3 separate regions of the Homo sapiens genome follow, and regions 1 and 2 are each linked to region 3. A link is a loop called in an ENCODE intact Hi-C map of the cell type or tissue named here. Cell type or tissue: heart right ventricle. All regions are shown on one strand.

Region 1 (2,500 bases), 480 kb after region 3:
ACCTCTTTATGTACATGTCTCATGGCATCTGACACATAACATTTGATTCCACCCCCAATATTGCTTTTACCTTCCCAACCTTGGCAATAGCACTATAATCTTCCAAAAATCAAGAAATTATTCTCAAGTTCTATTTCTCAGCCCCTGCTCACCCAGCCCTATCCTACATCCAGTTAATGAGTGAAGCCTATGGATTAAAACAACAACAACAACAACAACAACATATATCCTGAGTCTGAATCAGATAATGACTCCCCCTGCTTGAGATCTATCAGGGCCTTGTTGTGCTCTTAGAGAAGAATACCAGCTTCCCACAGTGGTTTCAAGGCCTGATATGATCCATTTCCTGTTGAAGGTTTTATTCCCCTCTCCCCATGATTACTTTCATCATTCCTTAAAGCAAAACTTTCCAAATACAGCACTGAACGAGATGGAAAGGAACAATAGCTTCCCAGCCTAGTATAGTCCTTATTTACCGTTGATAACTTCCTTATAAAACAATGAGGAACAAACTCTCAGAACAGGGGGACTATGCCAATGAGAGTTCAGATGCTGCAATTTTAGATTATTCCCCAGCTTTCTGCTTTGTAAATTTGTAAATTTAAAACAGTGTTTTGTAAATTTGTAAATTTAAAACAGTGTTTTGTAAATTTAAAAATAAGCACAGACCACAACTGGTGATACACCTTTCTTTATGAATGAAACAGGGACCATCCCTTCATTTTATGAGATATTTTTGGAATATTTTCACAACCAACCAATCAACCAATGAATATTTGATATGTGCCTACTATATGCAGGATATTTTGTGCAAGAATTTTAAGACGTGGCCACTGCCTTTTGAGGTTATTACAATTTAGGTGAAAGACACAGATATCCATAGAAAGTTAATAAAAAGCAATATAGAATTAATAACGTATCATTTTGTAGGCAATGACCTAAAGCACTTGAACTCCTAAGGGTCCCTCCAAGTCCATGATTTGCTGCTCTGTTTTAGACAGTGAATGAGTGATATAGATTTGTGTGCCTCAATCTTTAAAGTGCAAAGAATGCCTGTTAAGATATAGATTCAGATTTAATGGGTCTAAGTGGGGTCCTAGTACTTATAGTTCCAAGAGATTCCCAGGTGATGGCAATGCTGTTGGGATGAGGACCACACTTTGCATTGCAACAGGATAGAAAAATGCTACTTAAAGTACGGTCACCAAATTCCCAGGCCCCTCTCCAGACCCCACTGAATCTGAATCCATGGGCTTGGGCTCATGAATGGTGTTTTAACAAATTCTCCAGGTAATTTTTACACATTCTAAAGACTGAGAAGCACTAATACAGAGATTAAGTGCTGTGAGGGCCAGATGCATTGAGTTCTGGATACATGTACTTTTCCCCAGCAAATAGTCCCCAGGGTGACATCAGGTCTTGGCCTTTTTCAGGGACTGTCAATTCAGTACCAAGTGGCCTGGCTCGACTCTTCCAGCATAAGCAGCCAGAAGACTGGCCAGGAGCTGTAACTAGAGACTAACACACCCCAACATGTTTTTAGGAACAGATTGGATCATGCCAGAAAGGAACCGTGATTTAGCCAGATTAATGGCTATTCTTATTGTAATACTCATGAAGAACAGAGACTTTGTAATGGGTTTAGCAGATGTGGACATCTTAATGCCAGAGAGTCTCCCGGCCTAAAAGGGAATTGCAATCATCCAATATGTTTTCCCATCCTCTGGCCTGAGATTGAGTTGTCACAGGCTCCCAGACACTGCTCCAGGCACCCCAGATGGTACTGGCTGACACACTCAGAGCATGTCATTATGAATACATGCAAACCACATGAGGGTCACTAGCTTCTGGATTAAATGCATGGTACTAGCTCTACTCTCAAGGTCCCTAGGACACTGCTGGGAAAAGGAGGGGTAAGTGGGACCCCAGGTGCTGGGAGGTGTTGGGAAATTGAGGACCCGTGGGAAACCCTTAGGGAGAGGAAGCCAAGCAGACATTGGAGGATTCCTCTAATAATGAGTTAAATGTGACAGAAAATATATTCAAGTTCTGGCACTTTCTTCCTCTTTCTCTTTTAATTTCAATACTGTTTGACTATTTGGCTTAGGAAGCATATTTTTGGGATCAGGGTAGTACCACTAACTTTTCATTCTATCAGATAATTTAAAAATGATTTTATTTAGTTATTTTGCCAGTAGCATAATGACTTTGTCCAGCTAGCAATAAAACAAAGGCAAATGCTAACTTGGAATTGACAAATTCCTTGGATAATCAGTTTTCTTTATTTCACAAATCTAAGAACTTTATTAATCAAGACTTGTCACTGACTCTGGTTTTAGAAGTTGAGCCCACCGGAATCCAGTTCTAAAAGATAGAAAATCAGTATGTCTGCCCCAGGCCAGCATTATCCTGATGCCTTGCATTGAAGAGAAGCCCTTTCTGTTGTTCCCAAACTCAAAACACAATCAAAAACAACAAACAAAAAGAAAAAGAAACCAAA
Region 2 (2,500 bases), 360 kb after region 3:
TTTCTTCCTGAGTACCTAGCCTGGATGCCAGGGAGGACCCAAAGCCACATGATCAACATAGGGCACAATCAAGGATGCTCATCTTGCTCAAATATAAGAAACGAAGGAGAGAAAATGTTGAGCATTTTAACTGGTATTTTAAAATTCTACATGTTAAAATAAACATGGATAGATTATGATGTATGGTATATAACAAACAATCAAGAGGAGATATGTATATATATATACACACACAAATATATATATATCTATATATATAAATTTATTATTATTATTTTGAGATGGAGTCTTGCCCTGTCACCCAGGCTGAAGTGCAGTGGCACGATCTTGGCTCACTGCAACCTTCGCCTCCCAGGTTCAGGCAATCCTCCTGCCTCAGACTCCTGAGTAGCTGGGACTACAGGTGCATGCTGCTGCACTCAGCTAATTTTTATATTTTTAGTAGAGCTGGGGTTTCATCATGTTGGCCGTTTTGGTCTGGAACTCTTGACCTCAGGTGATCTGCCTGCCTTGGCCTCCCAAAGTGTTGGGATTACAGGCAGGAGCCACCGTGCCCAGCCAAGAATATTTTTATGATGAAATCTCTTTGAAAAAATTTCTTTTTTCATCAGGTCACTTCAGGCTATACCTATAGATGTTGTGATAAATATATTCTCTGCTGACCCTGGGAACGATTTGATGGAAAACGCTGAAAACCCTCTTAAATATATTCTTTTATGTGAGCTTTTAATAGGAGTTATATGGCTGACAATTCAAATTTGGGGTCCCCAATCAGACCTTAAAGAGTAGACTTTGTAGATTAAGAAAGGAACCCCAGATCTTTGTCCTAAGCAGGCAGGCAGAAAAAAATGAGATTTTGTTGTTAAATGAACACATCCCCCGTCTTTTTTCTGAGCAAAAAAAGCTTTATTCCAGCCAACACACAAATGCTAGCATACCTAGGCACGCCTGGATGGAGAAATAGGTGAGCTGTGAGTTATAGATCCTATTCTAGTTTAAAAATCTATGTGATTTAGTGAAGGGTTTTGCATTTGCCTGCAATAGTCTTTGCTGTCATTTTAACCTTTACACTAAAAATGGGTCTTCCATTGAATTACTTTGAGTTATTGCCAGGGTTAAAGAGCAGCACTAGAGTTTCAAGCATGGTAGAGGCTTCTGTTTAAAATGGGGAACAAGTTTCATTCCAATCCAGGGACACAAAGACAGCAGAGTTTGCTGATTTTTATTACTGTGGCAGCTCCTTTGTAAAACTTCCCATCCCTTCTCCAGCGGTTTCCTGTCACATACTTGGAATAAAACTCACAGTCTTGCCCATAGTCCACAAGGACCTATGGGATCTGTGCCCTTAGTCCCTCACTCACTGTCTGGCTTGCTCCTCTCTAGCCATGGTGGCTAATGGCTCCTCATGTCCACCTCTGGCTCAATGCTCCACCTGGTGCCTCTTCCCCAGACACCAATAACATTGATCTCTCACCCTCAAGTACCTGCTCAGTTTTAACCTTCTCTCTGCAGCCTTTCCTGATGCATCATCCCTGTTCCCTTAGCCAGCCTGTTTTTTCCTTCAGAGCACTTATCACTACCTTTATATATTTCTTTGATGATTTGGTTTATTGTCTATCTTTCCCTAGTAGAATACAAACTCCACAAGGGCAGAGAATTTGTCTGTTTTGTTCACTGCTATATTCCATTATCTAGAACAAGACCTTGCCCAGAGTATAGACTCCATAATTATTTTGGAAAGAATAAGTTAATATTTAATATTCTGTTCATCTTAGACGATCAATGGCCAGAAAGAGGCCACTGTATGAAGATTGGCGGCCTGTGGTCAGTGTCACATGACTAGTAACAGCATTTGTGTGGTGAGAAGAGGCAGGGGAATAATGAGTTGAAACATTTTTAAATCTCCTCTTACGGGAGAAAATTCTGGAGAATCAGGATCTTTAAGGAGGATGCTAGAAATAGAATATGGTAGAGCCAATTAGTACCTTGGGAGATGGTTCTGAGACTTTGCATCACCAGGGATCTCTTTTTAAAATCTCTCCCATATATTTTGTCAGATCTTTCTATTAAAACCCTAAACTTTTTCAGTAGTTCATTGATAATTTTCACTTTTGTTAGGTAAAGTCATATGCAGCTGCCAATTAGAATGCCAGACAGATTGAAGTAAAATAATCAGAATATCATGAGACTATGAGATAATTTCTTCCAAAAGCAAGGGCAGAGCTGGTGCAGCCTCAGCTCCAATAATTAGGTGCTCCCCACTGGACTCTCCAAGATTTTAAAAATAGCTCAAGGGCCCCCTTGAGCTATTTAGCTCAACGGAAATGCTGTGACTTGCCCAAGATGACATAGCAATTTATTGGCAACATTAGGCCAGAATCCTGGTCCTGTGACTCCCATGTTAGTGCTCTGGTGTATTAAAGGTATAATTTCCCATGGAGCCTACTCATATGGTAGCTCTGTTTGAGTTATGTACTTAGAGGCCAAGGCAACAATAGCT
Region 3 (2,500 bases):
GTGCATCGTGGGTTTTTAAACATAATGTCACAGTTGCTGGCTACAGCCAAGAAGTTAAACACTTCCTTCATTTTCCATTGCATTTTTGCTCCAGATCCTTCCAGGAGGATACCCAGAGCTTGCCTGGACATTTGGATTACAGATTTCAAAGTGGGAAAAAGATGCTTCTCTCAATATTTGGGATTTGATCATAGTTGGGGAAACAGTGCTTCATTCCATAGTTAAGGAACTATGTCTGATCTAAATTTAAAAGAGCAATTTGATTAGGACATTCCTTTGCTTGTGAACTGATGTAACAATCTCTTATGGGTACTGTGTGCCAGAATGAAAGAATGATCTGGTAAGACATTCAATCAACTATGGTAAAAGAGTACAAGTGGATTAAAAAAACACAACTATACCATTTTAGTCAATTGATTCCAGCTTCTCATTTGTCACACCTTTATCAGGCCTGTCAACATGGAGCAAAGTAAACCAAGAAAATCATTTCTTAGAAATCCACTGGGTATGTGCCAGGTGTTCAAGGCTGGCATTCCAGAGAACAGAAAAGAATGGGCCTTAGATAATCAGGAAAATAGAGGAGGCAATGTAGTTCAGTGGTTAAGCACTCAGCTCTTGGCTTCACCGAAGTGAGACATTATTCTTTCAGGGTTGCTGTGGGGATTAAAGGAAATAAGCATAGAAAGTGCCTAGCACACAAGACCATATAAATGTTAGGGATTCTAGTCATTGTTACTAGCTCCAAGACCATCCCATTGGACAAATGAGTCCCTGTCCAGGGGCCCTCAGGACAACTTATATTATTATTGTGCACAGAGGGGGCAGTGGCACTGGGTTGGCTAGTTGGAAATTGCTCAGTCTCTGCTGAGAAAATACATGACCCAGCTGTGCCCTCTGCTAGCCAGTCTAAGGAACACAGGAGCTCACGGCATTGTTGCAGGCCGGCCGGACCCCAGATTACATTTGGCATTGCTCATTTGAATGCAGAAACTTTAGGGCTATGACAGCAAGAGTGGCTGCTCAAACGGATCCACAAGGGTCTACACACAATGTTCATTGTTTTCTTTTTCGGTAGGGTTGGTTTTGAATATCTTCAGACCCTTCTATAATTGGTTTTTCATTGTAGCCAGAAGAGGGCACTATTGCTTTACCCAAATTCTGTGCTGTGGTCTGTGGAAACCCGCATTTGTGTTCTGTGCTACAGTGTTCCATTCCTGGTTTTGTTGAGGGTGGCAGTTTCATTCTTAGGTGACTAGCACAAGAAACACACAAACAAGCAAAAAAAGCAAAACAAACTTTTGTCCATAATAACACACATGCAAAAAATTGGGATGTGGAAAGTTGTTTATATTTTATTAAGCCATAGAAAATTATGTATGGAATTTTAAAAATGAACATGTATGCCGATGACATTGATCAAGATTCTGCCTGGAAAACCACTGTTTGAAAAATTAGAATGTACCTAGGTGTTCCTGTTCACTTTCAACAAGTGTCCTAGAAGAGGTGTAGAAGAAATTGGTGCAGTTTTGGAAAACCCCGGGATGTTTCCTCCCACTATTAAGACAGTATAAGGGCAATATAACTGTGGGGTAAAGCTGAAGAACAGAAAATAGGAATGGTTGCATGGTTCTTTCTGCAGATTGTGCTGGAGAAGGGGATTGGAGGTGTCAGGGGACTGCACCTTTCCTCTTGTCCTTCGGTACTATTTGAGTGTGCCTCCATGTGTGTTTACTACTTTGACTAATATTAAGAATTTAAAAAGTCAACTACAAAAGTAAATATGTTTTTTAATACAATAGTCAGAAGAAATGGTTTCATCTCTTACAATAATCTAATGCTTGGACCATTTGGGATAATTTTCTTAAGGCAATGCAAGTTTCTCAGGCATTAAATAAAAGACCATTCACAGAGATCTTCAGTTTCAGAGTGCTTTTATGCTCTATAATCCTCAAGTATCCCTGCAAACTGGATATTATAATTATTAGGCCCCATTTTACTGATGAGAAACTGAGTCTGAGAGAATAAATACTTTGCCCAGGATCACATATTTGCTAAATGGTGGCATTTCAGCCTAAACATGGGTTCTCTTGGCCTCCATTAGACCACCTCTGTCTTTCAGAGTTGAAAGGAGATACCTTCCAAATGCAAATACAAGTACACTGATGGCAGGCCAAGCCTAGACACTGTAAGATCACAATGAAAGGCTGGGAGAGAAGCCTAGTGAAACTGGGATATTCCTTAGCACGATGCCTGTAAATAAATATTTGTTGAATGAATGACTGATTGGCTAAATGAATGAAACCACAATTTCTCAGATAACTGTGGGTATGAAAACTGACATAACTATTTGAATATACATACTTTTAAAAAGTTACCATTTCCTCCTGATATGTCAATATTTCCAAATATCCTCAGATAAAGAAATTGCAAGTCTTCCAACTTTATTTGGGATCTTATAGTGAATGTTTTCTAAAATTACTTACGAGGCTAAGAGAAATTT

Evidence for each region. A loop is a pair of places that touch in the nucleus more often than their neighbours do. Peaks named below come from ENCODE experiments on the same cell type or tissue, not always from the same donor. Only the 100,000 strongest peaks of a DNase experiment are listed, where the experiment ranks them.
Region 1: a loop joins it to region 3, with 3 times the contacts of the local background. A loop is called at or near these places in 5 of 110 quality-filtered maps.
Region 2: a loop joins it to region 3, with 2.3 times the contacts of the local background. A loop is called at or near these places in 24 of 110 quality-filtered maps.

The regions. Positions count from the first base shown.
Region 1 is chr5:74,164,107-74,166,606 of GRCh38, reverse strand. No RefSeq gene overlaps it. Among named protein-coding and RNA genes, the nearest start is that of LINC02122, 62 kb to the right of the region's middle. In heart right ventricle, no CTCF peak of the experiment used is centred here; DNase peaks (open chromatin) are centred at 1,486 and 1,766; H3K27ac peaks cover 2,082 bases.
Region 2 is chr5:74,289,694-74,292,193 of GRCh38, reverse strand. No RefSeq gene overlaps it. Among named protein-coding and RNA genes, the nearest start is that of LINC01335, 17 kb to the left of the region's middle. In heart right ventricle, a CTCF peak has its summit at 1,438; no DNase peak of the experiment used is centred here; H3K27ac peaks cover 628 bases.
Region 3 is chr5:74,647,615-74,650,114 of GRCh38, reverse strand. It overlaps a transcript of HEXB not described here. Among named protein-coding and RNA genes, the nearest start is that of ENC1, 8.1 kb to the right of the region's middle. RefSeq lists an enhancer at 987-1,066. In heart right ventricle, a CTCF peak has its summit at 1,127 (motif pointing right); no DNase peak of the experiment used is centred here; H3K4me3 peaks cover 352 bases.